Linked DNA regions of Homo sapiens: region 1 is linked to region 2. A link is a loop called in an ENCODE intact Hi-C map of the cell type or tissue named here. Cell type or tissue: IMR-90. All regions are shown on one strand. Each heading gives the region's core, and the rest is flanking DNA. Links, peaks and the distances in the headings are about the cores only. Region 1 overlaps ENAH (ENAH actin regulator). Region 2 overlaps ENAH (ENAH actin regulator).

The links. Hi-C counts contacts between places; a loop is a spot of excess contacts. Peaks named below come from ENCODE experiments on the same cell type or tissue, not always from the same donor. Only the 100,000 strongest peaks of a DNase experiment are listed, where the experiment ranks them.
Region 1: it touches region 2 in a loop (3-fold over the local background); 1 of 110 quality-filtered maps calls a loop at or near these places.

Annotation. Positions count from the first base shown.
Region 1 is chr1:225,529,057-225,544,522 of GRCh38, forward strand. It overlaps ENAH (ENAH actin regulator), which reads right to left. Exons shown (of 14, transcript NM_018212.6): 4 at 1,498-1,582. Among named protein-coding and RNA genes, the nearest start is that of LINC02765, 69 kb to the left of the region's middle. In IMR-90, for the core only: no CTCF peak of the experiment used is centred there; no DNase peak of the experiment used is centred there.
Region 2 is chr1:225,594,592-225,610,057 of GRCh38, forward strand. All of the region lies in intron 1 of ENAH (ENAH actin regulator), which reads right to left. Among named protein-coding and RNA genes, the nearest start is that of ENAH, 51 kb to the right of the region's middle. In IMR-90, for the core only: no CTCF peak of the experiment used is centred there; a DNase peak (open chromatin) is centred at 9,050.

The DNA of each region.
Region 1 (15,466 bases), core at 3,639-11,638, 66 kb before region 2:
CTGTCACAACACTGCACCTGCCTCAAGTCGTCTCTCAATAGTGTAGGCTCAACAGAGCAGACTGACTGATTCTGCTAAAATTTTAAGTCAGATCATGCCTATGTTCAAAACTGTACAATGGTTCTCCTTTCTCTCAGAGTAAAGGTTAAATTCTTCACAGTAGCCTGCAAGGTCCTGCATGATCTGACCTCTACTCCTAATACTCTCTTGTGCTCCAGCCTCCACGGCCTCCTTGTTTTCCCATGTACACACAAGCATCATCCTTCCTTAAGGCCTCTGCACAGAATGCACTTACATAGGTATCTGCTTGGTTAATTCCTTCTTTTCATCTCAATGAGATCTACCCTGACCACTCTATTTAAACTCACAAGTACTGAGACTGATAAGTAATGGACGGAAAAATAAAATAAAATTACAACCAGCACTTCCCTCTGCCCCTTCACAACATATAATCCTCCTTACTCTGTTGCATTTTTCCCCATAGCACTTACCATCTTCTACTATACCATGTCATGTTTATTGTCTGATGAGTTTCAGGCTTTTTGTTCCCTCCACTCTCCCCACCCTTCCCAATATAAGTACTTAGAACAAAAAATGCCTGTGACATAAATAAATGGAGCAGTGGAGGCATCCATAACCCAGAACACATACTGAAGACGGTCAAAGCAGACATGGGAAGAGGAATCTGGGAAAGATCTAACCTGAGGTCAGCAGGTAGAGAGAACGGGAATGAGCAGTGCCACAATAATCAAGCTGATTAATAAGTATATACACTGTCTGAAGAACAGCTGTACCAGCTCCTCCCCTGTCCTCCCCAACCCCAGCTCAATGGATGGAATGGCATTTACCACAGAAGACTGTTCTCTAAAGAAACTGAACAAGCTGCCTCAGATGAGTTGGGGCTTCCAGTGGAACTTTTAGTAGCTCAGCGTTTGTGCGGTTCTGAGGCCTGCCTGCTCACCATCCTGGTACTCCAAAGGTTAGCCTGTCAGCCTACGTACTCTGACCACTTTCAGAGAACTCCTAGTCATGGAAGAATGCTGCCCAGTAGAGAATGATTTTGTATTCTACTACTAAACCCTATAGTAATATCTGAAGATCAATGTGTTACAGAAACAGCCAACAATATTTCAACTTTTTAGTTAAATTTGTCACATGAAAATCATAGTACTCACAGATCACTTTATAATTACAAAAGTAAGACTTCTTGAACCATAAGAAGATTTTGAATTCTGTTAAGCGTATTTACAATATTTTAAACATACCTTAAGTATAATTTTTACAAAAAAAAACACATATGAAATTTTATAACATCTCATGTCCAGCATAACAAGTATCTGGTAACTTACTAATGACAGTCACAAAACTTACTAATGTAAGAATAAAAGTTGTGACTCTTAAACAGCTGATAAGACATAATCTACTTTAAACACAGGATGTTCAGTTTTGTCTTCTGAAGCATAAAGAAAAAGTACAAACAATAACTTGAAAATTTACCTTCTTTGAATTTCCAATTCTTCTTGGGATGGGCCATTTTGAACTTGAGCAGGTAGTTGTGAGTTTTGTCTAGGCAATGTTGGCCCTACAGAGGGAGAAAACATTACAGATGAACATTATTTTCATATCTAGCTGGACAGAGGAGATAAAATCATGAGAATAACATAAAACCATCACATATTTACAAACGTGTCTTCTTTTTGTCTAGCAAAATAAAATATAAGCTTTACATAACACAGAGCAAATGAAAGACTGCAACATAATACTGTCATCATCTCCAGAAGGCTTACTTGAAACAAATGGAAAACATCAACAATAAGGAAAAAGAAACATTTATATATGAAGAGCTTGAGTAAAACAAGTGTTCGATGAGCATCTGAAGAGGCACCTAAGCTTGACAGTTTCTAAGACAATGAGACATTCTCTTTGGGGTAATTATTCATGAAGTGGAGAGGGAGAACTTAAATGAAAAATCAGAATTCAAAAACTCACCTAAATAGAACACTGGAAATGAAAAACAGGAGAGAGAGAGAGCATGAGAACCTTATTACTAGACTCCAGTATGCTAAAGCATTTATCAAATTTGCCCAATTTAAGCTGCCATTTTTGTCTAATAGCCTAGCATTTCCAGCACTGGTGAAAACAAACATTTGCTAAACTTCCATATAGTAATTAACCTACTGAACTGAATTTTTAATGTAACAGGTAATTTTAAGTTTTCATTTAGGGTAAGAAGAAAAAAAAACTTGCATTCATACAACATGGTTCTGTCATGAGACACTAATGACCATCCATTCCCACATATCATGTACAATGCAGACCTGTTTTTTGCATCTTAGATAGAATGCCACTGAATTATGGGACATCTTAATGTCATTGGATATAAAAATCAAATCTGTCACAAAATGAGATAAATACTGGACCTAATATATAATACCTAGGGTTAAAATAGAACAATCTTAAAGTCTAATCCAGTAAACAAGAAAGTAAAGAAACAGTAGTTATCTTCCACTCTTGGAGAAGAATATATGAGTAATGACACACTACATATATTTGTGAATTCTAGTGTACCAGCAAATGCTCCTAACAGATATTCTGAAAGATTTGTAGACAACTTAGGAAAATAAGTTACGAAATAAATGCTTCTGTGCACTAAATTCTTGTAATCTATGGGCTAATTGTGCAAAGTATTTTATACTAGTGGAGTAGATTTCACAACCGGAAGTAAAGATTTATTAGGATGTAATGCAGTACTGGTGTATCCCAAGTGTGGAAAAACAGAATTAATTTGATCTGAACTTACCTACTAACTTTTTTTCTCACCTCTTTACAAATGTTTTTAGATTAATCACTTTATTTGTCCTCTAAAGACAAATTGATGACAACTGCAGTGATATATTTCATTAGATTTCCTAAGAGTCTGCTATTTTGAGAACCAAATAAATATTATAAAAAAAAATTAATCCCATGTAATCAATAACAAAAAAAAACAAAACTTTTGAAATTAAATACACACGTAAATGTTTGTATAAATGAAAATACATGATTGCTGTCTAGTAAACAGACTAGAATTCTTTTCTTGGGAAATTAAAATAATGATGTAAAAACAGACTCTCCTATTAGGCTATACACAAATGTTTAATACTTTACAGAGAAAAGACCTCTCTTCTGGGGACACACAAGTGTGGGGAGGGGCGGGTAAATCTGAGGTAGCATGAAATTATTTAGGGAATGTACTTTATATATCCAAAGTACTAAATGTGAGCATTTAGCATGGGCAACTCACAAGACCATTATGTTTTAACTATTTTTTAAAATAATGTTTACTTGAGTATTTAAGTTGAAAGCCTCAGGCTGCTTAAATAATGAAACAGCTGAATGTGAGTAGGTTAGACCTGTTTGGCATCTACCTCAAAGAAGAATGCAATTATACCAGTCACACACCTAGGACAGGTGTTATATATCAAAGGTAATATTAATGGATTAAATTTGCCAATTAAAATCTCAGTTTTAATTCAAATATATAGATTCAAAAAAGACGTCAAAATTTCAACTCAATCCTATTTATTTTATTTAACAGGTTTTTAAAAAACTAACACAAGTTTAATGTAACTCACAAAAGCTGAGAAAAGAAAATCTTTTAGCAATTTACAGAACCTGCTTTGGAATATTTTTTTAAAGCTTTTTAAAAGCTTACTAAGCAAATCTGTTCAGAAAGGAGATTTTTAAAATGTGGGTAATATTTTGTGGCTGTTATCATAATTATAAAAAAAATTTACTACAGTTTATTCCTGCAGCTGAGATGAAAAGCTTCAAGGAAGTTCCTTTTAAAATGGGGAGAATTTTGATCCTAGAACAACTCTTAACAATTCTTTTCTACATGGTTCTTTGTGATGATAATGGATTTTTGGGCTTTTTGTCTTTCCAGACATCCTTTAAATTGGGTGTGTGTGTGTGTCCGTGCATGGAATCACTCCCTTTGGCACTTTTTCACATCTACATTTAATCTGGTTGTTCTGTTTGTTTCTTCTTCAAATTGTCAGGTTGCAGTAACTAGCACATTGAAATTTATGTGCATTTAAAAATTAATACAAACATACTATAAACATTAAAAGTTCCAGGTAAATATAAATTTAAGGTACACAATTACATTTTTCCTTCTTGTCAAACATTCTAATGGGCTATAAAATTGGTAAGTAATACCAAAGGCACCCCACATGACATGAAGCAGCAACTAGGATCAGGCAAAGTCTGTCAGCTGCCGCTGTATGTTCAGGAATATAAACATTACTTTACACAGGTCACATTCCTAAATGAGTGTGTTCTCATAAAATGCAAAATAGGTACTTTCATAACCATTTCAGTGGGAAAATGACAATATTTTATGAGCATCATGTGGTGGTTAACAGCCCTTTGGGGAGGGGAAAAAGAGGGAAGAACAACCAAGGTTAAGAAACTAGTGAACCTGCTTTGCTCTTTCTATGTTATCATAAAGAATAGCAGCTGTTTGAGAGTTTGTTCTCTCCCTCACAGCCAAAGATAGTGGCTGATCTTAATTTGTCCTGGCTACAAGAAGAAGGTATATAGCAAAGTCTGTGAGTTACTGTTTGTAACAGAGAAATGTGGCAATGTCACTGATACAGTACCCTATAAATGATTAAAATCAGATCAGGAGACTCTATAATAGGAACTGTATGTCAGTCTTGCCTTCAATATTGAGTTTTGGTTAAAGCACATTCCACTTACTGTCACATTTTAATTTTCACAAATCTATTTTCACAATTAGCCACAGACTATTTAAAAACACAGGACTAAAAGACAAATCGGTGTTATTATATACACAATACAATCAAGTTTAAACTTAGCAACGTGTTAATTATATTGTTTGCACACAGTTAAATTAAAGGTAATAATGGGGGGAAATCTACTTTTTAACACATTATTTTACAACTTTAAAGATTCACCTTCACTTAGGTCAAATCAATATTTTCTCTGCAATTGGGTAAAGTATCCATTATTCTGCGTATGGACCTCAACATATTAAATAGAAAGGCATACAACATTGGATGGGTTTTCAAAATGAGCTAAAGAGAGTCCTAATAACACAAATATCAATAATCACTCATGACTAGTTCAAAAGATAGCCCGGAAAAACCCCCAGGAGGAGGCAGAAAAATGAGGAGAAAAAGTTACTGATTACACACTTAATCTGCAGTGTTTCATTGTGGGATCTGGGAGGGAGAGGAGGGATTTATGAACAGCCACACAATAGGCTCACTGCTGTAACTGTGTCCTCTGGAACAATCCTAAAATATAACTTTAAGTGACTAACAAATACATTAGCCTTTTCTTTTCTTTCCTTTTTTCTTTTTTTTATTTTAAAGAAATTTGCAACACGTACTTCTTTGCCTAAACCAGAAAGTACATACATTTTAAAATAATTCTCTTCATAGGTAAAAAAAAACAGTATCATTAGTATTGAGGAGTCACATTAAAAATTCTGAGTCACATAAAGTACATACACAGAGCTGAACACTTTATGTAAAATTGGAGCAATACTGTATATCATTTAATAACTTTATCTCTCTCATAAAATAATCTGGCTAGCAAGGTACACATGAATCAAAAAGGCATATATGAGGTTTCTTTTCAAAGCTCAAGTAATTAAAAGTAACTCTTTGGAACTTGGGTTTTTAAAACAAAGTTTCAGAAACAAATGGAAATAAAAAGAATTTAGACAAGGATATGTATCTATCTGTGTTTATAGATAGATACGTATCCTTAGATATATATCTTATTCTCTCTAATTTGGGGTGGCTAAGTGACATACCTGGTTTGTCCATGCAAACAATACATATATGTGCACACATGTGTATATGAGAGTGAGAGTGAAAGAAAACACTCAATAAGCCTAAATTCACTCTTAAGTCACAGATTTCTAACCTACTGAATAAAGGAGGCTGTCAATCAGAAATCAACCTATTAAAGCAAGTAATAGCTTACATCTGCCTCACAACATGCACACCTAAAATTAATTCAAGTTAAGCAAAAGTTTCCTTTGCACAAGGCACATTTACGTTCCTCAAATCATATTAAGATGGACATAAATTTTTTCCTTAAATTCTAAATCAAAAATTTGCTCCCAAACAAAATAATTAAAAACAAAAAAGTACAAACAAACAAAAACCCCTCTCATTTGTGTTGGAAGAGGTGGACAAGAAGTGTTTTAAGATCCTAATTCTAACTAATTCTAATGCTCGCTAACAAGCCAACTCAAAGCTGACCAAATCACCTACATGAACCACAACAAATATCACAACATAAAAACAATAGCTTGCTATATATCCCAAATATCACAAACCAGACTATGGCCTAAGAAAACAAAAGTTATGGAAATGCGCAAGTAGCATGTACCACAGCTTGAAAAAGTAATGTAAACATAATGTTGCTTACCACAGAAAATACATCGCAAATTAGTGCTGTCCTGGGTAGCAGTAACCTTGCTCTGGGCTGCAACAGACACCTTGGTGTTAGAAGCTTCGAAGGACAACGGGGCCATCTGAAGAACTTCACATAAACTAAAAGGTGCTTTGAAATGTTCAAAATGTATTTATACATACGTCCTATCTAGATCCTCATCCTGGAAGCTCTGTAATTTAATAAAAACGCATCCTCTTTAACATAGGCTCTTAAAAAAATTTATGCAATCGTTTTTTGGTGGAAAAACCCTGTAAGCAGCCATAGATCAAATGATGCACTTATAACTTAGTTATTTCCTAAGTTATACGGTCAAAGAGTGCAACCAGCATTTTAGGGTTATATATTTTTAAAGTCAATGAAGATAAGGTAGAGGAAGCCAAGATCTGTGGCTATTAGTGTTAATTTCACAAGATCTATATTCTCATTTAGGAGAATTGAATCTGAAAAAAATTTAAGCTTGGAAGTGCTTAAGATTAACTCATTCCTACTAGTTGGAAAGAGACCAAAGCCATTATAAACGGCACACTGCAATAAAGAGTTTTATATTCACTGATACAAAATAAGAATATCTTTGGTTTGCTAAAAGTCAGCTATTCATTTTTTACCAAGCCACATGTTACTATTTTTTTTCTCAATATATATATACATACTTGACAAAATGTCTTATTAAAAATGTGTGGCCAGATCAAACAGCCATTTATTTAGGCTATTTACATTAAATTTTAGCTTAAGTGTCAATGAAGTAAATTCTCTTTAGGAGAAAAAACTCAATGAGAAGGTGATGATCTATGAAAAGGGGAAGGGTTTATATGAAATCAAAGTGACACTCAAAATTGAGATGAGACAAACAAAAGTAAATTTTTTTTTTTACTATTACTTTAGTGACATCCAAAACTTTACATCAATAATTTTCTGTAAAATCCTGAAGAAATTATTTTCAGCATGGGAAAGATTTTCTTTTTCCGTTGGTATTAACCAAGAAACAATTAGTGGTTAAAATGCACTGGGGCTTAGGAAAGCCCACATAAAGGCAAACAAGACAGTGTTTTAGATCTCCCCTAAGACTGTTATTATTTAAAACATACAACTCATGCTAACTAAAAGTTTTAGAAAAATCAGAACCAAACCAATTTATAATTAAATAACACACATCTAAAAATGGTAATGTCTTAAATAAAAGAGAATTTTTCATCATTTTTAGAAATTATTTAACATAATCCAATTGTCTTGCTTTGAAAATATTACATACACTGTATTTTTTTTGCAAACACAAAATAAGATTGATAAATGTCACCTTTGCTAAGTACTTCCAACCACCCAATCTATTAAAGTTGCATGCACAATATTTATTTACAGTAATGACATAAGATATAGAAAGACCACAGGCGTACACATAAAATGTCTACCAAGCTAATGAGATCATTCCACAGGAGATAAACAATTTAGAATATTTTCAATAATTATAAGTTTAAACTGTTTTTTTAAAAATCTGTCTTACCGACGTTTGCAAATGGCTACTTCTATAAAACCTTTATTAAAGAAACATGACTAGTCTTCAGGTTTTACCCTTCAGTTCCTTTATTCCATATTTAAAGAGAAAAAAAAACCCATAAGGACAATTTTTAAAACTTACAAGAAAAACCTGAGAAATTATCTCTTCTTTGACAGCAAAGATACTGCCACATCCCATTACCAATCATGTTGGCAAAAAGTCATCTGACAAGTGTCAGAATGCAGGTAAACCATTATTGCTGCGTAAGACAAAACATTTCCAATAAAAAATTCCCAGTCTTTCTCACAGTTTAAACTATTAACATTCTTCACTTGGTATCTTTAAGCATCTTCTTTCCACTGACTTTAATTTCATACTATCATGTAAAATATTGATCTAAATTCTGATAGGTTGCTTAAATTCTACTGCAGTTTGCATTTCCTGAAGATGCTAAATTATTCATGCCATCATATGCATAAGCCTAACAGAACTTCCTGCTTAATACTGATACCATTAACTCTTTCTTCATTCAGTCAGGGCAACAGAGCAGAATAAGGGAAAGAACACTTATTGTCCAGGTTGAGTAAATTCAGTAATACGATGTTTTCAGCATACTTTTTAACACTAGCACTGATGTTACATAAACCTTACGTTTTACCTATGAAAGGACATTTCTCTTTAAGTTAGGCCTATTGACTTTTTTTTTTTTTTCACGGCTGTCCCTTTATCGCTAATGCAGTTGTCAAACAGCCATCCTTCAGGCTTACCCCTGCCTTTAACATACTTTACCATTAGGCGTTTTGTACAAGCAGGGAAATGTAGAAACGCTGGGTAAGTTAGCAGTAGTGGAAAACGACAGGCTGTTTAGATTTGATTGGCATGACTGTATTTTATTACTGTATATAATTACTACAGTAGACTCTGCATTCATGATTTTCACAACCAGCAGTTTCTCCTATTAGCAATTAGTCCCAAGGCAATTGATAATGTGGATATGACCCATCTCAGCATTGTTTCTTACGATTAAATGAGATGTTTGCTTAAAGACTGGCTTGAATCTGATTTGCATTCTCTGGAAGGCTGGTCAGTTGACTGGGTGAGTGATCACAACATCAGCATCTAAATTAGTGGTGTTCACACTTCGGACCATCAGTAATGTCCCCAGGTATTTCTCTCATGATTGCAAAGTTCTACGCAATACATTTTTGAGACAGAATGAAAGCAAATGAGTTTACGTTTGCTCAAAGGTATCTAGAATAGAAGGGAGGCAGATACTGCAGTGGTACAGTTGCTGCATTAAAAAAAAAAGTTACCACATTGCAGGGCACTGTGCTAGGAGGCATAAGGATTACAAACAGTAAATTTTATTCAAAGCAATGCATTTTTAAAGTGGCATTTTGAAACATTTTCAAAAATATTATTTCAAATTTTGTTTTAAAATGTGATAAAAAAACTTTTCTATATCTCAGGAAATGGAGCATCGTGCATATATAGCTACACATGAAAATGTACCATCATAAACATCTTCCCCCCCGCCTTTTTTTTTTCACTCAACCTTAAGGCAAAACTGTATATATGATTGGGTTTTTTTCCCATCCTTTATTTCTTGCAATCCTCTCCCAACTTATGACCCGAATGCATTTTATTCCCTTCTAAGCCAATATGAAAATCACTTCTATCAGTTGATAACTTGCTGAAAAATTATTTGTCTGCACTGGCAATAGTCTTAATATGTTCCTCAGTCCACCATGTTTTGTAAGCCGTTTATTTTTAGTCGTGAAATGAATGGCCCTGCCTCTAGCTAAAGACACTTGAAGAGGCAACTGGAAGTTGAGGGGCCTATCATTTACCAATGCTGTCATACCCTAATGCCTCCAAAGGCAAGAGTAACCTGTGTCCTCAGGTTCATTGCTCTGCTTCCTCTTCCTGAACACAGATCAAGACTTGCCCATCAAATGCCCTCCTACCATTTGTTACTAAGGGCATTATTGAGTATATGCTCAGAGAAACCACCACATTCTGGCAGAATGCTACTTTAACACAATTAGCATCTATCAGAGTGTTGGTTGACTCTTTAATCAGAGCTCTTATCTGTTCAGTTACACAAACCAGAAATCCACTACCTTTTCTTTTACTCCTATTTAACCAATTTTCAAGTCCTGTTAATGCAACCTCCTAATTTCTCTCTCCAAACTCTCTCCATTGCTACTGTTCTTGTTCCATGATCCCTTGCTTAGTCATGTTCAGGGTGGGGCAACAAGTATCCCAGAAGCTTAACATACATCAGTTGGGGCAGGGAAAAAAATAGTAGCACTTCCATTCATTAATTTTTCTCATCCATTTTACTGTTTTTTAACGTCTTATAATGTACTCAACTTGTCAACAACAAAGTACATATATATAAATGATAAACACACATGTATGAGGGGATAAGCTCAAAAACTGAGAGACCACCAACCTAGACAATTACATTAGCATCATCTAATTAAGTTGCCCATTCCAATCGTGGTATCTGTCCCCTTCCCCACAGTAGCCAGTGATACTTTAATAATTAACCCAAATCATCGCTCTTAGTAAAAGCTCTTCAATTGCTGCCCACTGCTCTTAAGATAAATACCAAAATCCAGTGCTTGCCCCCCATGATGTGATTGCCACGTATCTCATCCAATTCCTACTCTATTGCTCTCTAGGCTCTAGGTACACCGGTCTCTCAATTTCTCAAATATGCTGTATCACCTTTCCTCTGCAGAGCCTTTCTGAAACATGCATGTGCCTTCTACTTCTAATATTATTCTCTTGCTCAACTGGCGTGCCTCTTTTTGTACCAACTAGAACTTTCTGGCAGTCAACACTCAGAGTTACTATTAGCCCTCAGAAAACTAAAATAATTAGTTCTTCTTTCACTTGGAATCTCACTTCCTACTTCAGGTTTTATTGTATATGCTTTTTTCTGATTAGCCACTTCAAGAGATTTGAAAGGAGAGAAGTATAAATATAAAATTAGATAATATCAGATTTCCTAGGAAATATGAGAAATCTGTCTAAAGACTCTCGGGAGAAAAGTTTTAGAATGATATTAAAATTAAGCAAAAAGGTTCAAACTTATATTTGGGTACAAAAGAAAGAGGGTTTGTTTTCGTTTCTTTCACTCTGGATGCGAGTGGGCAACAGAGAGAAAATAAACCTGGAATAGCCTAAAAGCTGGAAGTTTCAGGGGAAAATGATAAAGGCACCCAATTCCATAGCGTTCAAGATAAGAGGATACCTCACATCATTTTAAGGAAACACAATTTCACTCTCTTATCCACATGTAAAAAACTGAATCTCCTTTAACCAAGATAGGTGTTTTTACTCTTTATAAGTAATTTAAAAAGACTTTCAAAGACCATGTCTGTTTTCTCCCACTTTTATAGGAGAAAAAAAGAATTAAGAGAAATACAAAGGCATGAGGTTTCTGATAACTACAGTAACATACTTAGGGGTGGGGAAAAAATGAAGGCAGTGAAGATAGGGCAATTCTGGGCAAGAAAACTGAGCCTGGACCAAGAGAATAAACCTCAGACATTTCCACAATTTGGTCAAGAATTCATCCCTGTTTACATTCAATCTGGCATTGAAAATGCTACACAGTTCTCCTTTACATAATTTACCAAGTTTTAAAACGTTTATTTAAAAAAAAAAAAAAAACTAAAGAATCTGAGGAAGGCTTCTTGCTTTGATTTTAATCTTTGCTTTAAAAATTCTTAAGATTTAGCCATTACTTTTCACTATACACCACACTCACACAATTAAAATAAGAGCCAGTAACTAAAACTAAGAAAGCATGCCTAGATACATAAATACATGTTTTTTAACTAAGATTTGCTTTTCAAAATGCCATGCATGATAAATGCTACAAGATGTATGAGCCCTGAAAACAGTACACTAATTGAAAGCCAGTCACAAAAAAAACCCCACATATTTTATGATTCCATTTATATAAAACGTCAAGAACTGGCAAATCTTCAGTGATAGAAATTATGTTAGTAGTTGCCAGATGCTGGGAGGTATGGAGGAATTGGGGTAAAGGGACAATGACTTAAGGGTAGAGGGTTTCTTTCTGGTGTGGTTAAAAATGTTCTAAAATTGGCCGGGCACGGTGGCTCATGCCTGTAATCCCAGCACTTTGGGAGGCCAAGGCGTGCGGATCACGTGGTCAGGAGATCAAGACCATCCTGGCTAACACGGTGAAACTCCGTCTCTACTAAAAATACAAAAAATTAGCCAGGCGTTGGTGGCATGTGCCTGTAATCCCAGCTACTCAGGAGGCTGAGGCAGGAGAATTGCTTGAACCCGGGAGGCGGAGGTTGCAGTGAGCCAAGATCGCGCCACTGTACTCCAGCCCGGGCGACAGAGTGAGACTCAGTCTCAAAAACAAAAAAAAAACCCAAAATGTTCTAAAATTGTGGCAAAGGTTGCACAACCCTGTGAATATACTAAAACCACTGAATTGTACCCTTTAAATGGGTAAACCGTATGGTATGTGAAGTAAAGCTCGATAAAGCTGTTACGGAAAATAACAAGTGCCATGCTGTGCATCTGTTCTTCATCTCACAATTGTTTATAACACAAAGTTTAAAAATATCCCAATGCCTACTGCTTTTTCCATTTTGAAAAGTATTAGAGGTGATTGGTGGAATTTTCGGTATTTTTATTTTCTTCTTCATGCTTCCTATACTGCTTAAATTTTTATAAATAGCACACGACTTTATCATCAGAAGAACTTATTCTCACTTGAAAAACAAAATGCTGTGGAAATTACAGTTCTGTTAACAAGAGTGGTTCTAGATGGACAGAGCTCTAACTGGCTCTAGTTTGTTTTTTGTTTTGTTTTGAGGCAGGGTCTTACTTTGATTGCCCAGACTGAAGTGCAATGGTGAGTTCCAGTGAAGTGGAACCTCAAACTCCCAGGCTCAAGTGACCCTCCCACCTCAGTCTCTTGAGTATCTGGGACTACAGGTGCATACCACCACAACCAGCTAACTTTTTAATTTTTTGGAAGAGACAAGGCCTCACTATGTTGCCCAAGCTGGTCTTAAAATCTTGACCTCAAGTGATCCTTTCACCTTGGCCTCCTGAACTGCTGGGATTACAGGCATGAGCCACTGCGCCTAGCCTAGCTCTAGTTTCTAACAAGAGAACTGGACATAAAGAATGAAGTGACTCTATGAATAACGCCAACATGACCCCAAATGTTTGGAAAGACTGCAAAGCCAGGACCTGAATACCCTTTTCCAAACACCAGAGCTGGTTGAGAGAAGGCATACAGTGGCTGTTCTGCCATCACACTACTTTCCAGGAGGAATCAAACCCAAAGGCATTTTTTAGGTCATGACTCTCTCAGTACATATCCATTCAGGATGGTTCATCAAAAACCAGGACTGTCCTAGTTAAACAAAGACAGCTGTCTCCCTTTTCCATGGGAATCCTATTGCCCTTGCCTTCTCTATCTCTCTGCGTGACAATTCCTGGTATTTCAAGAAGCTGCTTACCAAGAAGCAACCTCTATCTAAAACAACACAAGACAGCTAATATTTAAATGACAAAATTGTCCACATTTACTTTTTGAAATTCAAAAATATGTAAAATTCTATTAAAATAGTTTGGTTGAATACATAAAAATTAAATAAACTGGGTTTGTCTCACATGGGATTTACTAAATAGAATTAAAGATGGCCAGGAGCAGTGGCTCATGCCTGTAATCCCAACACTTTGGGAGACTGAGGCAGGACATTGAGGCCAGGAGTTCAAGAGCAGCCTGAGCAATGTAGTAGCAAGGCCTCATCTCTACAAAAAAATTAAAAATGAGCTGGGTGTGGTGGCATGCACCTGTAGTCCCAGCTACTCAGGAGGCTGAGGCAGGAGGATCCTTTGAGTGCAGGAATTCGAGGTTACAGTGAGTTATGATCGCACCACTGCACTCCAGATTGGGCAACAGAGCAAGACTCTCTCTTAAAAAAAAAAAAAAAAGTTCTGTACTTTATTCTAAGATTGATAGGAAGCCATTGCAGGGTTATTGCTGCATACTACAATAGTTATGCAAAAACCCACTCTACCATCTTCCTAGCAATATAAGGCTAATTCCATTAGTTATCTGCAGAAGAGACTGGAGACACATTTCCTAGGCACCCATATCATTCATCCAGTCTTCAAAGTGGGACTGATTTCAAGGCTTGAGGAAAACTTTAAATCAATGGGAAACCAGTGAGTATTTCTGAATAGGAAAAGGAATTCTCTTTGTTACAATATTACCACAGCAAAGAGCAGGATAATATTTGCAAAATAAACTCCTTCATAAAAAATGTATTTCTTCCTACATGAATGACAATGTAATAGCCAAATACTCTTGAAATTTTCCAGAACACAGAAGTCATTTGTTTTCTCATGTGAATCATTTCAGAAATTACAAAAGCTCACATAAATAGCAGGTCTACCTTGTAAGAATTATTTTTGGTACCTTTACATGAGTAGCATTCTATATTTGTTTCCTAACTACCATTCTGCACCATTCATGTTACTTACACTGCCTTGTGGATATTTTTGACCATGACTTATACTATCTACACAATTAACAGCCTCCTTAAGACCAAAAATTTTGAATTATTTGTTTCTCTCATCTCATGTAACATAGTACCTTAACAGGAATACAAATAATTCCAGTTAACTACAGCATTTCTTCTCTTAGATTAGAACAGCATCTACCCCTTAGGAATTTTTTATGTATTAATGAAATAATGTCACAATATTTTTCATATATGAAATACCAACTAACTTCAAAGATACTGCTATTCAACACCATCTTCAAAAGACTCCTTAGAATTTTTCTACCTTACCTAGATTATGAAAACAGGAATGCCCAATGTTAACTCAGAGGCAATGCCCCAAAATATGCACATGGGCGACCTGACAGGGCACCATCACGCTTCCAAATGCACGAAAGCACAGCCGAGATTAAGCTGTAAAAATCGTGGAACAGGTTTGGCTGCTGCTGTGTGTTGTGAATGGTCTCATCAGAGTGGAAGTGGTTCCTGCAATTCATCTCTTATCATCAGTGGAAAACAAGACAGACTATTAAAGCCTCTCTTTATTCTTGTTTTAAGAGGAAAATGTTCCACACAGAGGTATCACAATTTTTGACTATTTAACATCCAGCAAAATGCTTCTTCAATTTATGAGCAATAAAGGATAAAAATTCATGAATAAAGATAAAGTAATTACATGCAAATTACTATCCTCATGTAAGAAAGCATGCAAATAATCACAGATGACATCCTCAGGTCATTGTAGCACCACTGAATAAAGATCAAGCCTATTGTAAAATAAGCCTGGAAGAACTGAAGTCACTAGCTGGACATGCATCAGACAATAGATTATAAGGTGCCTAACTGCCAGAGAAACAAGGAAGTAGAGAAAAGGGAATGAAAGGCAGACAGAATATAGTGTCTGTATGACAACAAA
Region 2 (15,466 bases), core at 4,357-12,356:
CTATACACTTACCAGTGTAGAGAACTGCATCACCTCTATCTACAATATTAATATCTGAAGCATATTCAAGCATCTGCTGAATGTCAAATTAGTAAATGGAACATAATGCCCAGCAGGAACCATGGATAACCACTATTTTAATCTTTTTAAACTTTCTTTAGTAGAGATCACTTTCAATGAAAATAATACGCAATTCTGCATTTGAAGTTTCTCTTTATGACATCTTTGCTATAAGTACAAAATACTTTATAGACAGCTTTGCTAAGAGCATAATCAATGAAGGTTAGAAACTACATATGCTCTCAATAAACACAGAATTAATACAATCAAGAAAAAATAGGTATACAGAAAACACAGACAGTATCAGAGCTATTTAATTGTAGCTTGGGAGCAACTCAATCTTAACACTACTAAATCAACCATGGCATGAAGAATCTAAGTATTTAGGTAAATTTTAATCAGCCCAGGCGCGGTGGCTCAAGCCTGCAATCCCAGCACTTTGGGAGGCCAAGGCAGGTGGATCACAAGGTCAGGAGTTCGAGACCAGCCTGACCAACATGGTGAAACCCCGGCTCTACTAAAAATACAAAAATTAGCCAGGCATGGTGGCACGCACCTGTGATCCCAGCTACTCAGGAGGCTGAGGCAGGAGAATCGCTTGAACACGGGAGGCGGAGGTTGCAGTGAGCTGAGATTACGCCATTGCACTCTAGCCTGGGCAACAGAGCGAGACTCTGTCTCAAAAAAAAAAAAAATTATCAAATGAAATACAAAAGCTGAAGTTGGTAATGCAATTTATCTTGACAGGAGTAGCTGGTCCCAGTTACTCTAATTGCTATCAAAATGAGGGGAGAATACTCTCAGCTCTCCAACAGAAAACCTAAAGCCAGTCTCCTAATCATGAAATGTGGTATGTCATGACAAATAGTTAGGTGCCTAAAACAAGGGCAGGCACTACCCAGAACATTTTAAAATATGATATTCATACCCTTTAAGAATTTTTATTCCCATGTGTTAGGATCTCTTCATTTGTAGCAGCTGACTATCAGCTGGCATAGGACCCAAATCATGATCCTACTGCTCCAAGTAATTCACATACATCTCCAAGCAACAGCTGTGTAATCTTTATAGTATAGCTAAAAATATAAAGTTCAAAACATTAAATGAATTTCATCTAACATTTAGGAATATGACTGAAAAAGAATACAGTTAATTCATGCTAAAGGAGTAACTTAGCAGAAGGCAACATTCAAAATGAGTAATCCAATTCATAAAAAATAAAAATGTTATGGGCTATATTTTAATTTTAGAAGTGTCCTCTTTTTTCCTCAAGATATGCAATGTCTGCAACTGAACTTAAGCATTTTTTCTCATTATTATTTCCTTACTACTAAAGAGGATACCCTTTTGGTTAAAAATTTAGAAACTATAGTTTTCTCAGCATCTTGACATAATTCTATAGCCTCTCACAATTTTTCTAATAACAAAGAAAGACTCTTCTGAAGCTGGCTTATTTTTTTATTCCTTGACTGACCTCATAAGCTGCTTAGCTGCAAAAGACTCATGATATCTTTAATACTCTACCCTGGAAATCCCATTGCTAGTGAGACAGACAGCTATGTCTAACACAAAGTACTCTTCATTGAAAAACCGAATTTTCAGATATTTTCCCCCCTTAGTGATAACCAGGAATTTATATTTTACTTAGGGTAAGCCTGCCAGGCAAACCCACATGACTGATCCTTCTACGAGTCAGAACTAGCACTTAATCAGCAAAGAGTCAGGACTCAAGTTGAGTTTAGCCCTCTCTGGTTTTCAATGTCCTGATCTCTTAAACAAAAAGGTTCCTGAAATTACACCAGCCTTATTACAAAACTAGGAGGACCACATATAGCCATAGTAAAACTAAACAGCTTCTGATTAAGAAGGAGGAAGGGAAAAAAACTGGCTTCCAAAGTACTCTGTTCAAGTTTAACTATACTCCTCAAATAGCATTTAAATTATGAAACAATAATAAAAGACTAGAAATATTCTTCTCCAATTATTAAGCCTGAAAAGAGTGATTTAGCATATATACATTGCTCTAAATCCATTGTAATGTTTCTATGAAGTTTTATTTATTCTAGAAATACACTTTGAAAACTTGATTTTACAGATAGCCACAAAATAAAAACATCATAATCAGGCAACACAGGTACAACTTGGGCAGTGAAGGGTTAAAAACTACTGTTTATCTGCAGTTGGACAGTCTACTACTTACACACAGCTGACATCTTAAGACTTCAACCTTTCTTTAAATGTTCAAATGAAAATTAAAACATCTGACCAGTGGGATAAAAATGGCAACTAAATTGAACAAGTGGTCACAGCTGTTAGGTGTACTGTTTCTGTCATTCTGATGAGATCTAGGATAGAAGACTTCTAAATCCCCTTCCCACCTCTCCCCTTCTTTTGCCCATACTTTTTAAAAAGACAATAAAAGTCTTCAAGTCAAATACTGAACATCAATCCTACATGTAGGACGTATACCCAAAATAGCCTATTATTTATGTTTCCATTCCGCCGTGAACCAAGTATTCTACCCATAGGAAAATATAAGAATTTAAACATTAATACCATATTAAATCATGAGTCTCCATGTTTCATAATGGTAGTGCCTTGGAACAAGGTCAATACTGAAATAAAATATAACCTAAAGTGGGAGATGTTAGACAAAATAGTCGTTATTCATCAAAAATGTCTATGTTAAGACTGAGGAATTGTTCTATATTAAAAGACACAAAGAAGGCCAGGCATGGTGGCTCACACCTATAATCTCAACACCTTGAGAGGCCGAGGCAGGAGGATCTCTTGGGCCCAGGAGTTCAAGACCAGCTTGAGTAACATAGAAAGACTCTGTTTCTACAAATTTAAAAATTAGCTGGGCATGGTGGTACACACCTGTAGTCCCAGCTACCCAGGAGCCCGAGACAGGAGGATCACTTGACCCCTCGGAGGTACAGGCTGCAGTTAGCCATGACTGCGCCACTGCCCTCCAGCCTGGGCGACAGTGCAAGAGCATCTCAAAAAAAAAAAAAAAAAAAAAGACGCTAAAGAGATGTGACAATGAAACCCAATGTGCCATGTGAATTGAATCCTGGGCCAGAAAAACAAAAAAGAGTATTTTTCTTCTTTTGCTACACTGAAACGGAACAAAATATTAATAGATGATGCATAAGGCCTACCGAAGGTCCATTCTAACATCATATTCTACTGAGAGCTAGATCTGAAATCAACCTGTTTAACTTTTTATTTAAATCCTTACTTTCTAATCAATGACATTTTAAGAGTTTCTCTCCACTTAACTTTTTTTTTTTTTGGCAAATATTAATATTCTTTTCCAGTTCTATGCTTCTGTGTTACCGGAATCCTCACAAAACCTCTGCAGTCAGTATTCTTCACTCCTTTTTTAAGGTAAGGAGACAGTTAACATAAAGAACTGAAGAAACCTACCTTCTTCAGAGCACCCAGCTGGACCTAAAGCCACTTCCCAGTGTTTAACACACTAATGACTCATGCATGTGGTAGAGTTCTTCCACTTACAAGAGGATTCCTATCCTTGCATACACACATATCAAAAATTTTTAATTATTACTTTAATCATTTGGAAAGAGAATATAAAGTAAATTATATAATATCTTGCTGTTTTCTAAAAGATAATCTACCCAAGAGTGAAAAATAGAAGAAGAAAGTGAGAAAGAAGGAATGAAGGGAAAGAGAGTAAAGGGGGAAAGCACAAATACAGAGAGAGTGAAAAAAAAAGGAAAAGACAGAAAGTATATCGATAATTTAAAAAACTAAAAATTCTAGATTAACATCAACTTGACTGGGTGAGGGGAGACCTCACCCAAGAACACAGAATGAAATAAAGTACCTATCTTATTAAAGAGAAGATAGTAACATTACTGAGTTTTTTTTAATCAACAGGAATAACCATCTCTATGTTTTAAGGGCAAATGGCTAAGAATACACACACACACACAAATGTATAACCTTTAAACCAGAGAAAGAAAATTCTATCCATCTATTGGAAAACAGGACAAAAAGGGATGGAAAAAAATAAAAGAATGGGAAAAGGTGTAAAAGACAAAGGAAAGCTGGAATAGCAATCTTAACACCCAGTAAAATATAAAGACAAAATTATAGAAGAATGGCAGCTAACAAAAGAATAGAAATGGAAAATCACCATTTAAAACTACTATAATAATATTTGATTCAGGCAAAAAAAAAAAATCAACGGGTGCTAAATCACTGAGTTAGGGAGTGTTAGTTATTCAGTTTCAAAGCATCACTCTACAGTCCACTGAGTAATTAGAGAAAAGGATGTCTTTAAAATGGAGAGATCTGGTGGACACTACCTTAACAAAATAATCAAACTTAATTTCGCAATATTGGGAAAACTGCCATCAGGTGCCTCCAGATGATGGACTGAAAAGAACACATCACTAGGTAATACAATAAACAGTCCTGCCCAAAAATGTTTAGCCTGAATCCATTCATGCAAAAACAATGAAACAAATCCAAAATGAAACATATCAAAGAGAACAGATCTTTCACAAAACAACTGGCCTGGCCTCCTAAAAGTGGCAACATCAAGAAAGAAAAACAAAGCTAAAGAGAGACTGAAGAGACATGAAAATGAAATGTAATGGTAGAATCCTGAATGGAGAAAGAGGAAGGCTAAAGGGAGGACAGTAAGAAATATCATTGGGAAATCTAAGAAAATCTGGGTATGGAAAGTATATTAGATGATATTCAATTTCCAGAGTATGATAACTGTACTGTGATTATGTAGGAGAATGCCTGTGTTATTCACACTGCGGAGTAAAGTGCTGTGACTTAAATGGTTTGGATGTTTGTCCCCTCCAAATCTCAAGTTAAAATGTGATTGCTGGCTGGGTGCGGTGGCTCACACCTGTAATCCTTGCACTTTGGGAGGCTGCGGTGGGGAGATCACCTGAGGTCAGGAGTTCAAGACCAGCCTGACCAACATGGTGAAACCCCGTCTCTACTAAAAATTCAAAAAAATTAGCCAGGCGCCTGTAATCCCAGCTACTCGGAAGACTGAGGCAGGAGAATCACTTGAACCCCGGAGGCAGAGGTTGCCGTGAGCCAAGATTGCACCACTGCACTCCAGCCTGGGCGACAGGGCCGAGACTCCGTCTTAAAAAAAAAAAAAAAAAAAAAAAAAGTGACCCCCTTTATTGGAGGTGGGGCCTGAAGGAAGGTGTCTGGATCATGGGGGAGGAGGATCCCTAGGAATGGCTTGGCGCCCTCCCTGTAGTAATAAAGTAAGTTCTTGGTCTGTCAGCTCACTTGAGAGCTAGGAATGCTGGTTATTTAACGGAGCCTGGGTCCTCCTCTTCTCTCTCCCCATGTGACATGCCTACTCCCACTTCACTTTCTGCCATGAGTAAAAGCTCCCTGAGGCCTCACAAGAAACCAACCAGATACTGGCACCACACTTCCTATAAAGCCTGCAGAACCATGAGCCAATTAAACCTCTTCTCTTTATAAATTACCTAGTCTCAGCTATTTCTTTAGAGCAACACAAAATGGACTAACACTGTGACTTACTCTCAAATGGTGCACTCAACACACACGTAGAAAATGAGTAAGACCGCTATTCGGGAGACGGAGGCCGGGAGGATCACTTGAGCCCAGGAGGTCAAGGTTGCAGTGAGCCATGTTGGTGCCATTGCACTCCAGCCTGGGCAACAGTCAGACTCTGTCTAAAAAATAATAATAAATAAGAAAAAAAATAGATGCAGCTAAAGTAATGTTTAATGGGAAATTTATAGTTTTAAATCCTTATGTTAGGTTGGTGCAGAAGTAATTGTGGTTTTGCCACATTTAATGGCAAAAAACGCAATTACTTTTCCACCAACCTAATACAAAGGCCTAAAAGCAACGACCTAAGTGAGCTTCCTTCTTAAGTTAGAGAAGGCTGAGAATAGTAGCTCATGCCTGTGATCTGAGCACTTTGAGAAGCTGAGGTGGGAGGATTGCTTGAGCCCAAGGGTTCAAGACCAGCCTGGGCAACAAGGTGAGACTCTATTTCTACAAAAAAATTAAAAAATTAGCCAGGCATGTGGTGTGCGCCCGGAGTCCCAGCTACTGGGGGAAATGAGGTGGGAGGATCATTTGGGCTCAAAACTGCAGTAAGCTGTGATCACAACACTGCACTGCAGCCTGGGAGATTTAAGAGGAAAATATATAGCTTTAAACATTTACCAGGAAATAAAAAAGACTAAAAAAAAGAAAAAGAAAGAATATTAATTGGTAAAGCTATATGATGAGCAAAATAATTTTCTTTGTAACATTCTTACAACATTCTTAAAGGTCTGAAATTTTTCCCCAAAAAAAGCAAATTAAAAGGGATTTAAAAATACATGAAGAAGAGGCTATATAGTGATGAAAATGACAGCAAAATATATCTACCCACTTCAAACAGGTCTTAAAATATATTCAACAATTAACAGAACTGTCAGAGAAAAATCAACAATTACTCTTAATCAACTCTGTTCAGACTACTGATAGATCAAGCAGACAAAATATAAGCAAAAAAATTCAAGTTCTCAACAGTACAAACAGAAGGTTCCAATTACGGCCAGGCACGGTGGCTCACGCCTGTAATCCCAGCAGTTTGGGAGGCCGAGGTGGGCGGATCACGATGTCAGGAGATTGAGACCATCCTGGCTAACAGTGAAACCCCGTGTCTACTAAAAATACAAAAAATTAGCCGGGTGTGGTGGCGGACGCATGTAGTCCCAGCTACTTGGGAGGCTGAGGCAAGAGAATGGCGTGAACCTGGGAGGCGGGGCTTGCAGTGAGCCAAGATGGCGCCACTGCACGCCAGCCTGGGTGACAGAGTGAGACTCCATCTCCCCGCCAAAAAAAAAAAAAAGAGAAGGTTCCAATTACAAAATACTTATATTAAAAAAGAAAGTCCTAAAAGCAATGACCTACACTTCCTTAGGTCAAAGAAATACATCCCAATGGACGGGGATACATTTTTTTTCTCACATACCCTAAACATTTATATTACTAAACCATGTGGTAGGCACAAGGGCATACAGATTATGTTCTGATATAATACAATGAACTCAGGAATCAATAATTTTTATAAATATTCAAATTTGGAAACTAAAAAAAATATAACTTAATAACCCTTACGTTAAAAAGGAAATCAATAAAAATCAGGAAACATTTAGAAAATATATGTTAGAGCCAAGGAAGAACTTGAGGAAAATATATGGCTTTAAACATTTACCAGAAATAAGAAGGTGAAAAAAAAGAAAAGCCTAACAAAGAAAAGCCAAATAAATAAAAAGGAAAGAAATAATAAAGGACAGAAATCAATGAAAATCTAGTCCAAATGAACAATTAAGAAGATAACAAAACCAAAAGCTGTTTCTTGGTAAATATTAATAGCCTAGATAAAATTCTAGTAAGATTCATCAAGAAAAAGACAAAGAAGATCCAAAAGAAGAGAAATGACAAAATTATCAGAAGAAATAAAGAGGATTTGAATAGATTGAAAGAAAACAGGTTGAAAAACAGATCAAAAGATTAAAGCAACTGAAATGGCAATGCTCTTCTCCCAACAAAGTAAAACAAAACGAACTCCGTGATGAGACCTTTTTTTAATAGGTGGATTCTACTAAGCTTTTAAGAAACATTCTATTCTTATCTTATACAAGTTGTTTCAGAAAGTTAAAAAGAACAAAAGCTACGGTCATTTTTATCAGGCTAGTATTGAATCTAAAACCAGATAACAATGCTATAAAGTTACAGCCTAAATAAAATACTGACTAATCAAATCCAACAGTGTTTTTTTGTTGTTAATTATTAAAGGCTAAAAGAAAAAACTCAGGTGGTTATCTTGATAGAAGCAGGAAAACAACTGGACAAAAGAAGAACCTACTTAATAATTTTTTTAATCTATGCAAACCTGGAATAGAAGGGAGTTTCCTTAATTTAGCAAAGGTTATATATATATATCAAAAACGTATAACAAATATAAAATAGAGACTTCAAAAGCCTTTCCCTATGTCAACAAATATGACCATGCTGTCTAGCACAGTGCCAGACTGGCCAACACTGTAAAAAATAAGAGTGTAACATTTGAAAAGAAAGAGAGAAAACTGTCACTGCTGCTGATGACATCATCATCTATCTAGAAGAACCAAAACAATCCACAAATAGAATAACATTTCTCCACCAAAATTAATCTATAAATGTAATGCAATCTCAAATTGCCAGTTTGATTCTTTAAAGAATTCAATAAACAGCCTACAATGTTCATGCTAAAATAAAGGCTAACCAACAGCTAAATCAACCTCAAAAAAAAAAATAAACTTGCTTGACCAGATATTAAAACATACTATGAAGTATAGCCAACAGTAAGAGATATGAGCACAAAAACAAATACCCAAATAGAACTAAATGAGAACTTACTCTGGGACACAAAGAACTAAATGATAATAAAGGATTAAAAGGTACCCACAAATCAATGGCAAAAACAATAGAAATTTGTTAATGGTTCTTGGCTATCCAAAATGTGAAGACTCAACCTTTAAGCAGTCATTCTCCCTAAGTAAAAATAAATAATTAAGCAAATATTTAGAATTATATGTATAACTTCTTAAAAGCTCAAAAGTTTAACTACACCGATGGCTCTTTATTATATAGCGCTTGAGATACATACTTTAAAGCTCCTAAATTATTAAAAGAATAACCCCTGAAATAAATTGAAATATGGTAATTTGCAGCTTCTATAAAATTACTTTTATTAATTTAATAATTACACATTAACACTCAAAAATAGTCAATGAAAGTTAGAAAAAAGTGTACCTGCAAATATAACCGTGCTTTTCTCTTTCTCCAAAACTAAGCTCTGTTCATCTTTAAATTCAGTACTAGTATCAAACTTCCATTTCAAAAAGGAAAGGAACTGCTATGTTTATTCTACCACAGCCTCAAAATGTACAGAGGCATTCATTACAGGCATGCTCTGGCTACCCAAGTGCTATGAGTCATGTTTATTTTCAAAGACAACACTTTGAAATCAATCAGAAGGACTGTGAAAAAGTACATTAAGAAAAACATTGGTATCTACCAAATGTAAAGTTTTCAAAATTAGACCATCAGCCAAGATACAAACTTGTAAAACTGAAATCACTACAAAGAATTTCACAAATTTAAGTAGCTAATGGCTATGGGTTTAAATGGTCAAAATAAAAATTGCTGATCACTTAGAATCAACCACAAGGAACAAAAAAAGTATGGTGAAATCACACATGTGGTATAAAATTAATGAAATTATTACCCAGTAGCCTTTTGCATACCAGGTTTTCAGGGGTCACTCATTCTAAATCTTATTTATTCAAAACTTTTTGTGAGTGCTATAATTTCAACTAGAAACTTCTAATAAGCAAAAACTTGCATGTATGCCAAAGAATCTTTAATAACACTACACACTATGAGTAATAACACTGTCATTCTACTAATTAAACTCAAATTTAAACAAGCTACTTTCAGTGGCAGACATAAAAACCAAAATTCCTTATCACTTTGACTTTGAAAATAACACTCTTAGGAGGTATTCTGGACATAATCAAAGTCCAGGCTCTCTCACTATTTTTATTCAGTGAAGTTATTACTGTTTCTCTTAACTTTGGAAAATGTCAATGACTTGCTGAGGGAGAACAGGCAGGCAGAGCTAAAGGAGGAAAATGAGGGCTTAATATAAATGGGGGTAAATAAATAGGTGGGAAAATATGCCCCAGACAGCTATTAAACAAAGGGAGACTACTATTGTGTGCCTTATCCACTAGAAAAAAACAATATTTTAAAATTGTACAAATGTGGCCAGGCGCAGTGGCTCACGCCTGTAATCTCAGCACTTTAGGAGGCCGAGGCGGGCAGATCACTTGAGGTCAGGAGTTCGAGACCAGCCTGGCCAACATGGTAAAACCCCGTCTCTACCAAAAAAAAAAAAAAAAAAAAAATTAGCCAGGCATGGTGGTGGGTGCCTGTAGTCCCAGCTACTTGGGAGGCTGAGGCAGGAGAATCGCTTAAGCCCATGAGGCAGGGGTTGCAGTAAGCCGAGATTGCGCCATTGCACTCCAGCCTGGGCAACACAGCAAGACCCTGTCTCAAACAAAAACAAACAAAAAAAGGACAATTGATAAAAGATTTAGAGAGGGCTGATAAAGATATGAAAAACATTAAAGCTAGCTAGTAAAGAAATGCAAGTTAAATAAAACAAGATATCCTTTTAGACTTTGATACTTAGGAGAAAACAGTAATGTTAGAGTGGGAAAAGGGCATCCTCATACCTTGCTGATAAAAAAGCAAAGGCTCTTGTCCTTATGCATCAAGAACCTTTGAAACGTGAATATCCACTGACTCAGCAGATTACACTTCTGTAGGTTTCACTTAAAGCATGTAAAATGTTAAACTGAACTACATGATGATTGGAAATTCTGACAAGCGACTGGGTAAATACAATTGTAGATTGAATCTTAAGAAACTGCTGATATTCAACCACTTGTGAATAGAAAGACTAAGCAATTTTAAAATGATACATATCTACACTCGAAATTGACACCTTCTGATATTAAATAAGGGGGAAGGATACAAAACACTACTTTGGGGAGTGGGGGAGAGAAAAGACCAGTAAGAACATAATATTTAGAAGTCAACTCGATGTCAGGCACTTTTAACATACATCGTCCTTAATTTCTTACCATCATTCTGTGATGTACAGTTACTCCCAGTTCATAGATTTGGAAGCAAGTCTCAGAGAAGTTACAAAAATTTAGGGAACTATTAAGAGGCAAGGCTAGAGTTCAAACCAGGCCTACCTATCTGACTACAATGTCCGAGTTATTTCCACTTCATCACACTAATACATTCCTTTCTGAAGTGTATCAGAAATGATACTCCTTTAAATGCATGAGATAATAAAAATATTTGTTATGTGCTGAGCTGTGCCCCTCCAACACCCACCAAATTCACATGTGAAAATCCTTACCCCCATTACCTCAGAATGTGACTGTATTTGAAGACAGGGCCTTAAAGAGGTAACTGAGGTAAACTGAGTATACAGGTGGGCCCTAATCCAATATGAATGGTGCCCTTATAAGAAGATTAGGACAGACACACACAGAGGGAAGATCACTGTGGACAGAGAAGGAGAGCCATCTGCAAGCCAAGAAAGAGGCTTCAGAAGGAACCAACCCTGCCAACACCTTGACCTTCTAGCCTTCAGAATTGTGAGGAAAGTACTGTTTAAGCCACTGGGTCTGTGGTATTTTGTCATGGCAGCCCTAGCAAACTACTACAACACTCTTACCTAAAAATACTGAACATCTTAAAAACCTAAACCTCACATTCCCCTTTTATTATTATTTTTTAATGTTCCTTTTGGATAGATTATGCTTAAAATACCAAAATGGAATTTTTCACAAATACTTTTAATGTTATATTAGACCATTAAAAAAAATACACCTGAATGTGACCTATTAGAATTACCATATTTTGGCCAGGTGCAGTGGCTCATGCCTGTAATCCCAGCACTTTGGAAGGCCGAGGCAGGTGGATCATCTGAGTTCAGGAGTTCGAGACCAGCCTGGCCAACACAGCAAAACCCCATTTCTACTAAAAATATAAAAATTAGCCATGCGTGGTGGCAGGCACCTGTAATCCCAGCTACTCGGGAGGCTGAGGCAGAATTGCTTGAACCCAGGAGGCAGAGGTTGCAGTGAGCTGAGAACGCACCACTGCACTCCAGCCTGGGCAACACAGAGCAAGACTCCATCTCAAAAAAAAAAAAAAAGGAATTACCATATTTTAACATATTAGTTGATAAGCACTCGTACAATCTAGTTAAGCTATAATGTAGTCCATTCAAAATAAGTCAACTTTTGGCCAGATGCAGCGGTTCACGCCTATAATTCTAACACTTTGGGAGGCCAAGGCAGGCAGATCAGTTGAGGCCAGGAGACCAGCCTTAGTCAACATGGCAAAACCTCATCTCTACTAAAAATGCAGAAACTAGCTGGACGTGGTGGAGTGCACCTGTAGTCCCAGCTACTTGAGAGGCTGAGGTAGGAGAATCCCTTGAACCCAGGAGGCAGGGATTGCAGTGAGCCAACATAACACCACTACACTCCATCCTGGACGACAGTGCAAGACTCTGTCTCAAAAAAAAAAAAAAAAAAAAAAAAAAATTATTTTCAATAAACTTAACCAATCACAAAACTAGCCCTTCTCACACAAATCCAATAAAATAACTACGTACAGCCCAAGGTCCTGAATAATGCAGCTGAGAGTGCCAGGCACACAGACCTGTGAAGGCCTCACCACAATAGCTCACCTTTTCCTCGGCAGAGTGGAGCAGAGTGTTTCTTACAAGTCCAACACTAAATAATAAATAATTTATAAATGCAGAGACTACAAACAAACAGAAGAGGACACTACAGCAGACTCTAGATCAGGAGTGTGCAATCTTTTGGCTTCCCTGGGCCACACTGGAAGAAGTGACTTGGGCCACACGTAAAATACACTAACAACAACGACAGCTGATGAGCTTAAAAAAAACAAATCGCAAAACAAAAATCTCATGTTTTAAGAAAGTTTACGAATTTGTGTTGAGCCACATTCAAAGCCATCCTGGGCCACATGTGGCCCACAGGCCATGGGTTGGACAAGCTTGCTCTAGATATAAGCACAATTTTGAAAGCCGAAAAGCAGATGGATTAGAGGTAACTGACTTAGTAGGCTGAAGAAAACAGAAACTGTCTAGCAGAATTACTGAGGGAATGTACCAAGAATAAAGCCTAGAAAAGTTCAGGAATCCAGAGCAGGGTGGGGGGCAAAAAAAAAAAAAAAAAACACCTGGTTGAAATTCTAGATACGGAGCCATTCATCGAAATCCCAGATATCATAACCCAAACAATGCCATCAGACACTCAGCCCATTACTCTGGGAAGTTTACACAGGAGAGACTGTAAACAAAGGCATTCTGAGGGAGGTATGATGGGGATTAAATGCAAGCCTAAATACTGAATGATAACTTACCACCCACCCACCACCCTCCTTTTCCCCAATTCACCACAGAATTCTGGCAGTCAAGCTTAGACAGGAAAACAAAACAGCCTAAAAAAGAGAGACCTGGAGACACTGACAGCTGAGGGTCCCCACGGAAAGCCAGATTCACCAGTTCATCCCTCAGAGAGGAAGACCATGTCACAGGCCCATACCATGGAAAGACTTCCCAACTTGCTTTAAAAATAAAAACTTTTTTAAAAGCCTCAGGCTTAAGTCTGAACAGATAGGCAAGGAACATCAAACATTTAAGAAAACCTTTAATTTGAAAGATAGGAATCAAAACAGAGCAAGGGAAAAAAAGAAACAACGCAAGGAACAGAATCATAATATCCTCAAAGGGTCGAAAAAAAGATACGCATCCGTGAAATAAGAATGATTAAAAGAAACATTCATAAAACAAAAGAAAAGCTTTTCAAATTAAAGACAGCAGAAACTTTAAATCCAATAAAGGAGTTGGAATATAAAAAACAGAAAAAAAAAAAAAAAAAAGACAAAATCAGACAGCAAAGAGTAGATAAAAGAATTCAGAAGACCCAAAAACCCCCTAACAAGGAGTTCTCCCTTTTCAGAGTCCATTACCAAAGAAACAACTTTCTAAGCATTGAAGGGCATGTTTCTAAAATAAAAAGATCCATCAAGGGCACAGCACAACAGACTTTTTTTTTTTTTTAAACAAAGACTCACATTAAGAAATATCATTATAAAATTTCAGAACACCAGGAATAAGAGAAGATCCTAAAGGTTTCCAGAAAGAAAAAAACAGCTTTCTTATAAGGGTCTTGGAGGCCAGGCACCGTGGCTCACGCCTGTAATCTGAGCACTTTGGAAGGCAGAGGCGGGCAGATTACCTGAGGTCAGGAGCTCGAGACCAGCCTCATCAACATGGCGAAACCCCGTCTCTACTAACAATACAAAAATTGGCCAGGTGTGATGGCAGGCACCTGTAATCCCAACCACTCAGGAGGCTGAGGCAGGAAAATCGCTTGAACCCGGGAGGCGGAGGTTGCAGTGAGCAGAGATCACACCATTGCACTCCATCCTGGGCGACAGAGCGAGACTCTGTCTCAAAAAAAAAAAAAAAAAAAAAAAAAAGGAGGGGGGTCTTGGAATCAAAATGACATCAGACTTTTCAGAGCAACTCTAGAAACAAGTCACTTGAGTAATGCCTTCAAAATTTTGAAGAAAAATAATTTCCAACCTTGACTTGTAAATACAGCCAAGTTATCTATCAAGAGTAGGCTCTAATAGATATTCTTAAATATTCTAAGTCTCAAAGAATTTGCTTCCCATGCTTTATTTCTAAGGGAGCTACAATGAAAAGCAACAGAATAAGGCTGAAAGAATTCCCATGAAAATGGTAAAAATCCCACTCCAGGAAGCAAGCCAAGAAGGCAATCAGTTCAACTGGAACACAAAGTTAGAGGTATCCAAAATAAAAAAAAAAGAAACTGAAAGATTACCTGATGTGTTTATTATATTAAAAGGAGAGTTAAACTTTAGTAGTATAGTCTGAGCTGAGTAAGTGATGAATGCATGGAAAACAAATAAACACAAAGATTCATTAAATCCAGCTAAAACAAAAAGCTGTTTCAAAAAAAAAAAGTAACCATATTAAAATAGTACACAGCATGGCTCCAATGTGAATAGTTATATAAACTTTGATTAACCAAAATTGGTTATATAACCATATAGAGAAGATGGAAAGTATGCATCGTGGGGAGGAGAATGTAAAACAGCTAAACCACTATCTTCCATCATGGCAAGTCAAAAGATAAATCTAAAATTGAAACAGTCAAAAAAGGTTAGTTTAAACACGTTATCTGGAAATTAAAAACTACCAAAGAAATATGTCAGTTGATAGTGGTTCCTCTTGAGAGCTGGATTCTAGCAGGAAAGGGAAAAATGGATTTTTTTTTTTTTTTTTTTTTTTTTTTTGAGATGGAGTCTCTCTGTCGCCCAGGCTGGAATGCAGTGGCACGATCTTGGCTCACTGCAACATCCACCTCTCAGGTTCAAGTGGTTCTCATGCCCAGCCTCCTGAGTATCTGGGAGCACAGGCATGCGCCACCATCCCCAGCTAATTTTTTATATTTTTAGTAGAGACAGCGTTTTGCTATGTTGGCCAGGCTGGTCTGAACTCCTGGCCTCAAGTGATCCGCCTGCCTCAGCCTCCCAAAGTGCTGGGATTACAGGCATGAGCCACCGCGCCCGGCCTACTTTTTTTATTAGCCTTGTAAAACTACATGACTATATAAATTATTAATATGTACATGTATACCACATGATAAAAATTAAATTTTTAAATCAT